Linked DNA regions of Homo sapiens: region 1 is linked to region 2. A link is an interaction called in ENCODE POLR2A ChIA-PET data of the cell type or tissue named here. Cell type or tissue: K562. All regions are shown on one strand. Links, peaks and the distances in the headings refer to the core of each region. The heading gives the core; the rest is flanking DNA.

What was found. Peaks named below come from ENCODE experiments on the same cell type or tissue, not always from the same donor. Only the 100,000 strongest peaks of a DNase experiment are listed, where the experiment ranks them.
Region 1: POLR2A ChIA-PET joins it to region 2 with 5 read pairs; 4 of 35 experiments call an interaction of 5 or more read pairs at or near these places.

The regions. Positions count from the first base shown.
Region 1 is chr17:76,371,170-76,375,560 of GRCh38, reverse strand. No RefSeq gene overlaps it. Among named protein-coding and RNA genes, the nearest start is that of SPHK1, 11 kb to the left of the region's middle. In K562, for the core only: no CTCF peak of the experiment used is centred there; no DNase peak of the experiment used is centred there.
Region 2 is chr17:76,221,811-76,226,201 of GRCh38, reverse strand. The region is part of intron 1 of RNF157 (ring finger protein 157); the gene reads left to right. It also overlaps the pseudogene ATF4P3. Among named protein-coding and RNA genes, the nearest start is that of RNF157, 16 kb to the left of the region's middle. In K562, for the core only: no CTCF peak of the experiment used is centred there; a DNase peak (open chromatin) is centred at 2,209.

The sequences.
Region 1 (4,391 bases), core at 78-4,077, 150 kb before region 2:
AAAGTCCTGATCACGGCAACGTGACTGGCATCTTGAGAATGAGTTAAGATGTCATTTTTCCTTCAAGGCACCATTTGATGATCCTAGCAGTGCCTGAAACTCACCATTTTGAAACTGAATGGGTAACCAAGTGATTACCTTTATAAGGGCTGGAGAGTTTGATTTTTTAATTTTATTTTGTTAACATATTTTTTTGAGACAGAGCCTCACTCTGTCACCCAGGCTGGAGTGCAGTGGTGCGATTTTGGCTCACTGCAACCTCCACCTCCTGGATTCAAGAGATTCTCCTGCCTCAGCCTCCCAAGTAGCTGAGATTACAGGCGGCTGCCACCACTCCCAGCTAATTTTTGTATTTTTAGTAGATACAGGGTTTCTCCATGTTGGTCAGGCTAGTCTTGAACTCCTGACCTCAGGGGACCTGCAAGTTTGATATTTTAATGTCTCTGATACCTCAACGCATGCAGGCTAATACTGAAATTATTTTAAAAAACAAAATTGAGGGGCTGGGCGCAGTGGCTCACGCCTGTAATCCTAACACTTTGGGAGGCCGTGGCGGGCAGATCACCTGAGTTTGGGAGTTCGAGACCAGGCTGACCAACATGGAGAAACCCCGTCTCTACTAAATATAAAAAAAAATTAACCGGGCGTGGTGGCGCATGCCTGTAATCCCAGCTACTCCGGAGGCTGAGGCAGGAAAAGTGCTTGAACCCGGGAGGCGGAAGTTGTGGTGAGCCGAGATGGCGCCATTGCACTCCAGCCTGGGCAACAAGAGCAAAACTCCATCTCAAAAAAAAAAAAAAAAAAAAAAAAAAAAAAATTGAGAGGGCCCAGAGAGTGCTCCTTTCAGATCAGTGAGGAGCATACAAGTGGCTGGAGGACATACCTTTTCTTTTCTCTTTTCGCATCTTCCCTAGAACTATAATCAGCAAGGTTCTGCACACAAAAATCCTCAAGAAATGCCCGCAGGCAGACCTCTCCCATTGGAATCGCTGGCAGATGCAGCACGGCACCCCAGGGAGGGAGCCGGGTGCATTGCAGCAATGGAGGGCCAGGAAAGGCACCGTCCAACACTCCACCTCCTCCTGGCTGGGCACAGCAGGCTGATGGGTCCCTTGAGGTACAGATGGTCCCAATGCAGAGTTAAAAAGACACATCAGTCTTCGTGACTCTGCATGGCCTAGAAAAATCTATAGCATCAGGACGTGCGGCATTTGCAAACAAGCACAAACCATTTAAGACTGGGTTCAGTGGCACACGCCTATAATCCCAGCATCTTGGGAGGCTGAGGCGGGCGGATCACCTGAGATCAGGAGTTTGAGACCAGCCTGACCAACATGGTGAAACCCCGTCTCTACTAAAAATACAAAATTAGCTGGGCGTGGTGTCACATGCCTGTAATCCCAGCTACTCAGGAGGCTGAGGCAGGAGAATTGCTTGAACCCGGGAAGCGGAGGTTGCAGTGAGCTGAGGTTGCGCCACTGCACTCCAGCCTGGGCAACAAGAGCGAAACTCCGCCTAAAAAAAAAAAGACCGAGTTCCGATTCCAATTGCCGTGTGACAAGTATCTGCCATTACTTGACTCTCAGATTGAGAATTTTGAGCTTCTAAAGAAAGAAAACACTCAATAACTGCAAAAGATGATAAACTCAGGGTTGGCTCTGCCTCCTTTCAGCTCTTGGCAGGCGTGTCATTCCTGAGGGAAGAGGCATGTGCAGTCCCACTAGCAGATCTGTCACCTCAATTTGCAGCCTTTAGTGGTATAGGAGCATGCCGCCTGGGAAAGGCTGAGCGGGAGCCAGGAGCCACAGCAAAGCCCAGGACGCTGAAGAGCGTGCTTGTCTCGGAGGCCTGAGTCTTTTTTTTTTTTTTTTTTTGAGACAGGGTCTTGCTCTGTCACCCCAGGCTGGAGTGCAGTGGCGCCATCTCAGCTCACTGCAACCTCCGCCTCAAATCTTTTTTTTTTTTTCTTCCGGATGGGGTCTCACTCTGTCACCCAGGCTGGAGTGCAGTAGCGCTATCCCAGCTCACTGCAACTTCCACCTCCTGGGCCCAAGCAATCCTTCCACCTCAGCTTCCTGAGTAGCTGGGACTACAGTCACGCACCACAACCCCCAGCTACTTTTTTTTTTATTTTGTATTTTTTCTAGAGACTGGGTCTCACTCTGTTACCCAGACTAGTCTCAAACTCCTGGACTCAAGCAATCTGCACACCTCGGCCTCCCAAAGTGCTGGGATTACAGGCATGAGTCACACCTGATCAATTTAGTTTTTAAAAGCATGCTTGGAGCCGGGCGCGGTGGCTCGCGACTGTAATCCCAGCACTTTGGGAGGCCAAGGCGGGCAGATGACGAGCTCAGGAGTTCGAGACCAGCCTGGCCAACATGGTGAAACCCCATCTGTACTAAAAATACAAAAATTAGCTGGGCATAGTGGTGCGCGCCTGTAGTCCCAGCCTCTTGGGAGGCTGAGGCAGGAGAATTGCTTGAACCTGGAAGGTGGAGTTTGTGGTGAGCCGAGATCGTGCCACTGCACTCCAGCCTGGGCAGCAGAGCGAGACTCCGTCTCAGAAAAAAAAAAAAAAGAAGCATGGTTGGGTGGCTGTCTGGGTGACGGCTGCTGCAGGAGGGCAGTGTGGCAGGGGTTTCTCATCTGCAAGGACCCTGAGCAGAACAGCAGGAACCTAATTCTAGTTCTAAACCAACAGCCTGCGTGTCACGTATGCTCAAGGAAGGCTGGCATGTCACCCATGAAAATGGTCTTCACAGATGTGGAAAACTAAGCCAGATTTACCAACCGGTGCTTGAGAAAAATGTCTTTTAGAATGAGAGACTCAGATTCCTTAAAAAATTAAGCATAGGGTTACTATATGACCTAGTAATTCCACTTCTAGTTCTGGTCTGTACCTAAGAGAGATAAAAACATGTCCACACAAAAACTCATCCAGGAATGTTCATAGAAGCATTATTCACAATAGTCAAGAGGTGGAAACAACCCAAATGTTGATGGATGACTGGATAAAGAAAATGTGGCCTAGTCACACAATGGAATATTATTTGTCCATAGAAGGGAATGAGGTCCTGACACATGCTACAGCGTGAATGAACTTCGAAAACATGACGCAGAGTGAGAGTCCAGATGCAAAAGGTCACCTATTGTATGAGTCAATTTCTACGAAATGTCCAGAATAAGCAAATTTGTAGACAGAAGGCAGGTTGGTGGTTGCCAGAGACTCTGGGGAGAGGGAGAATGAGGTAGAACTGCTTACTGGGCATGGGATTTCCTTTTGGGGTGATGAAGATGTTTTGGAACTACATAGACGTAGTGGTTTCACAACGTTGTGAGTGTACTTAATGCCACTGATTATGCACTTTAAGATGTTATGTGAATTTCACCACAGATTATTTATTTTTCTTTTTATTATTATTATTTAAAATGTCCGCTATTTAAAAAGGAATCTTGGCTCGCTGCAACCTCCGTCTCTCTGGTTCAAGTGATTTTCCTGCCTCAGCCTCCCCAGTAGCTGGGACTACAGGCGCGTGCCACCACGCTCGGATGTGGTAAGTACTAAGAGGACTCCTGAGTTTGGCCTCGGGCTATCCCTTAAGAAAAGCTGCTTTCTGGAGAGAAGGCAACAGATGCACACAAGGGTGCCTGCCTAGGGAATGGCTGAGGGCCGCATCTACTTCTGGGGTCATTTAGCACTGAGGTTTCCAACTAGGGAGCACGTAGGAATCACCTGCAGAGCCTGTGCCCCACTGCCAATGACTATGACTTCACTCACTGCTCTGGAATTTTTCATTTTCTTTCTTTCTTTTTTTTTTTTTTTTTTTTTTTTGAGACAGGGTCTCTGTCACCCAGGTGGGAGTGCAGAGGCACAAACACAGCTCACTACAGCCTCAACCTCCTGGGCTCAAGCAATCCTCCCACCTCAGCTTCCCGAGTAGCTAGGACCACAGGGGCATGCCACTGTGCCCAATTTTTTTTTTTTTTTTTTTTTTTTGGTAGAGACAGAGTCTCACTATGTGGCCCAGGCTGGCCACTCTTGAGCTCAAGTGATCCTCCCACTACAGCTTCCCAAAGTACTGGGATTATAGGCATGAGCCACTGTACCCAGCCTGGTCTGGAATTTTCCAGAGTTCCCCAGTGATTCTAAGGTACAGACAAGTTTGGGAACTACTGACTTAGTATAAAGGAAGGCTGTTTTCCAAGTAGATGAACAAACTAAATAAGGATTCAGGGAGATTTGTGTAATTGCCACAGAAAACTTCTTGAAAGGCATTAGGCCGTGCACGGTGGCTCACACCTGTAATCCCAACACTTTGGGAGGCTGAGGCGGGCGGATCACTTGCGATCGGGAGTTCGAGACCAGCCTGGCCAACATGGCGAAACCT
Region 2 (4,391 bases), core at 207-4,206:
CATGATCCCTCAGTGCATAAAGGAGGAAGACACCCCTTCAGATAATGATAGTGGCATCTGTATGAGCCCAGAGTCCTATCTGGGGTCTCCTCAGCATAGCCCCTCTACCAGGGGCTCTCCAAATAGGAGCCTCCCATCTCCAGGTGTTCTCTGTGGGTCTGCCCACCCCAAACCTTACGATCCTCCTGGAGAGAAGATGGTAGCAGCAAAAGTAAAGGGTGAGAAACTGGATAAGAAGCTGAAAAAAATGGAGCAAAACAAGACAGCAGCCACTAGGTACCGCCAGAAGAAGAGGGCGGAGCAGGAGGCTCTCACTGGCGAGTGCAAAGAGCTGGAAAAGAAGAACGAGGCTCTAAAAGAGAGGGCAGATTCCCTGGCCAAGGAGATCCAGTACCTGAAAGATTTGATAGAAGAGGTCCGCAAGGCAAGGGGGAAGAAAAGGGTCCCCTAGTTGAGGGTAGGTCAGGAGTGTCAACGTGCTTGTACATAGAGTGTCTGCTGTAGCTGTGTGTTCCAATAAATTATTTTGTAGGGAAAAAAATACATATTATTTGGCCACTAAAAACAATGAGGTCATGCCATAAATACAGACATAGATGCCTACAGTATATTAGGTGAAAGCAACTTGCAGATCAATATGTGCATTCAATTATGCAGACAATATGTGCATTCAAATAGTCCATTCAATTAAAAAAAATAATAGAACAGGAAGACCTGGACATATTTGTATATGTATAAAAAAATCTGGAAGGCCACACCCAATTGTGAATAGTGGAGTTACTTCTTATGGAGTAGGGTTAAATTTTAAATTATTAACTTATATATACTAATTTTTTTGGCAAAGGACATGTATTGTGTATTTCTATTTCTTTTTCTTTTTGTGGAGATGGAGTCTTGCTATGTTGCCCAGGCTGGTTTGAACTCCTGGGCTCAAGTGATCCTCCCACCTCAGCCTCCCAAAGTGCTGGGATTACAGTTGTGAGCCATTGCACCTAACATGTAATATTTTTGTTTTTATTTTTATATTTTTGAGATGGAGGCTCACTCTGTTGCCTAGGCTGGAGTGCAGTAGTGCAATCTTGGCTCACTGCAGCCTCTGCCTCCCAGGTTCAAGCGATTCTTCTGCCTCAGCCTCCCAAGTAGCTGGGATTACAGATGCCCGCCACCATACCCGGCTAATTTTTGTGTTTTTGGTAGAGACAGGGTTTCACCATGTTGGCCAGGTTGGTCTCGAACTCCTGACCTCAAGTGATCTGCCCACCTTGGCCTCCCAAAGTGCTGGGATTACAGGCATGAGCCACTGCTCCCAGCCCTAATTTTTTAAATAATTAAAAATATGCTCTAGGGCAAGTTTGTACAACCCACGCCCCATGGGCTGGGCTACATGTGGCCCAGGATGGCTTTGAATGCAGCGCAACACAAATTAGTAAACTTTCTTAAAACATTATGAGTTTTTTTGCAGTTTCTTTCTTTTTTTTTTTTAAAGCTTATCAGCTATCAGTAGTGTTAGTGTATTTCAAGTGTGGCGTAAGACCATTCTTCTTTTTCCAGTGTGGCCAAGGGAAGTCAAAAGATTAGGCACCCTTGCTCTAGGGGGAAAACTTAAAAATGAAGAACAAAAGCAGCACTGTAGCATTATAGAATTGAGCTGAATATTTAGAGGTGTTTGCAGTTTTCTAGTTTTCTTCTTATTTTTGTGATCTAAAGCTTATTGTTATTGAAATGTCATGTAGATGAAGATTTTTTCAAATATATGAAAATTTACTAGGATTCCCATAGCCTATAGATTCCCATAGAATTGTAGAAGAATAGAAAATGGGTTTAATTGTCCTTTATTATATGTTGTTATAATTCATAGTGGTTTGCTAACAAATGTCACAATATCTTATTGAGGCAGACATAATTTAGGGAACCCATTGCTCAATATTTAATTTCACTGTGGTATTAGGAATATGTCCCAAAAACTTAAATTCAAAATGATTAGGCAAATTATTTAATACAATGAATTTTAAATGAGATTTTTCTTTTTTGTTCACATTATAAGGAACAAATAGTTGATTTTCCTTTGTTGAAGTCAATTTATTGATTTTGGGCTTTCGCTTCAAAAATTGCCATTGATAGGGTAGGGCTCCCTCAGTGTAATGCAAGTTCCCTTTGCATTGCCCTGAGTTCTTGTAGAGCCAGAAAGTGCTGATAGTGACTAAGATAAAGTCAGATGTTAAGGAGTAGTGTCTGGAGCTGCTCTGGCCAGTGTGGGCCTTGCCCTGTGTTATTATACTTACTTCTTTCTGATGGTGCTCTGCAAAGTTGTATATGAATTGTGTATGTGTTGAAAACACTGCATGTTCTAACATTTTTTACTGAGGTTCAGAGTTATTTTGCTTTTGTTTCCAAAAATATAAAGTTGGGCAGTGCAGTCTGTTTGGTTTTTTGTTTCATTATATTCCATATTTTATTCTGAACAGGGAGGCTGTACGTTGAACTTAGTGGTTCTTCCACTAGATATGTAAAACACAATATTTAACGTTTATGTGGAAAACAAAATGTTTTTGAGACTAAGGGGTTTGATTTACAATTCCTGTTTGTCAGAAAGAAAAAAATTTGGGTTTTATATGGTTAAGCATTTTATCATCAATTCATTATCCCTCTTTCTTTTTTCCTATTACAGTACAGGAAAAGGAAGAGTCAGGTATTGTTTATGTGTAAAGAACCTTGGCCGAGCATGGTGGCCCATGCCTGTAATCCCAGCACTTTGGGAGGCCGAGGCGGATGGATCACCTGAGGTCAGGAGTTCGAGACCAGTCTGGCCAACATGGTGAAACCCCGTCTCTACTAAAAATACAAAAATTAGCCAGGTTTGGTGGCACATGCCTGTAATCCCAGCTACTTGCAAGGCTGAGGCAGAAGAATCACTTGAACCTGGGAGGCGGATGTTGCAGCGAGCAGAGATTGGACTACTGCACTCCAGCCTGGGTGACAGAGTGAGACTACGTCTCAAAAAAAAAAAAAAAAGGCCGGGTGCGGTGGCTCACCCCTGTAATCCCAGCACTTTGGGAGGCCCAGGTGGGCGGATCACGAGGTCAGGAGATCAAAACCATCCTGGCTAACACGGTGAAACCCCGTCTCTACTAAAAATACAAAAAATTAGCCAGGCATGGTGGCGGGCGCCTGTAGTCCCAGCTACTCGGAAGGCTGAGGCAGGAGAACGGCGTGAACCCAGGAGGCGGAGCTTGCAGTGAGCCAGGATCGGGCCTCTGCACTCCAACCTGGGCAACAGAGCGAGACTCTGTCTCAAAAAAAAAAAAAGAACCTTAAACATTTGGCTCGTCTTCCACATATATATGAAATAATAGACATTACATTTACACACACACACAGTTGTTTGATTTCATTTCTCTCACACACATGCTATTCTTTGCCACTGTCAGATGGAGAGACAGGTGCAGGGTTGAGATGTGGAGTTAGCCAGACCTTCGGTTCAAACCTTGCATCTCTCGGTCTCTGCTGTTTCTTAACTGTGGGACGTTGTGTGAGTCACTGAACTCTTCTAATCCTTAGTTTCCTCAACTGAAAAATGGACGTAAGAGAATATCTTACAGATGAAAATCAGGGATAATTTTGGTAAAGTTCTGTATCTTGCTTACGATACATGCTTGGAAGTTAAAATAAAAATTCAAATGACAGCATTATAACCTGACTGTGCCAAATTCTTCCTCCCCATGTGATTTTTTAAAATTGAGGCGAAGTTCACGTAACATAAAATTATCTTAAAGTGAACGACTCAGTGGCATTTTGAACATTCACAGTGTTGCACAATCCACTACCTCTATTCTAGAACTTTTTTTTTTTTTTTTTGAGACGGGGTCTTGCTCTGTCACCCAGGCTGGAGTGCAGTGACACGATCCTCAGCTCACTGCAACTTCTGCCTCCCAGGTTCAAGCTGTTCTTGTGCCTCAGCCTCCCAAGTAGCTGGGATCACAGGCGTGTGCCACTACACCCAGCTCATTTTTGTATTTTTAGTAGAGACGGGGTTGCTTCATGTTGGCCAGGCTGGTCTCGAACTCCTGACCTTAAGTGATCCACCTGCCTCAGCCTCCCAAAAGGTGTGCGCCACTGCGCCCGGCCTCTAGAACATTTTTATCACCTCAAAATAAAACCAATTAAGCAGTTTGTCCCCACTCTCCCCTGCCCCCATCCCCTGGCAATCACCAGTCTACTCTCTCTGTGGATTTACCTATCTGGATATTTCATATACATGGAATCATACTACAGTATGTGACCTTTTGTGTTTGGCTTCTTTGTCTCAGCATACTGTTTTGGAGGTTCATTCATGTTGTAGCATGTATCAGAACTTCACTTCTTTTTATGGCTGAATAATATTCCGTTGTAAG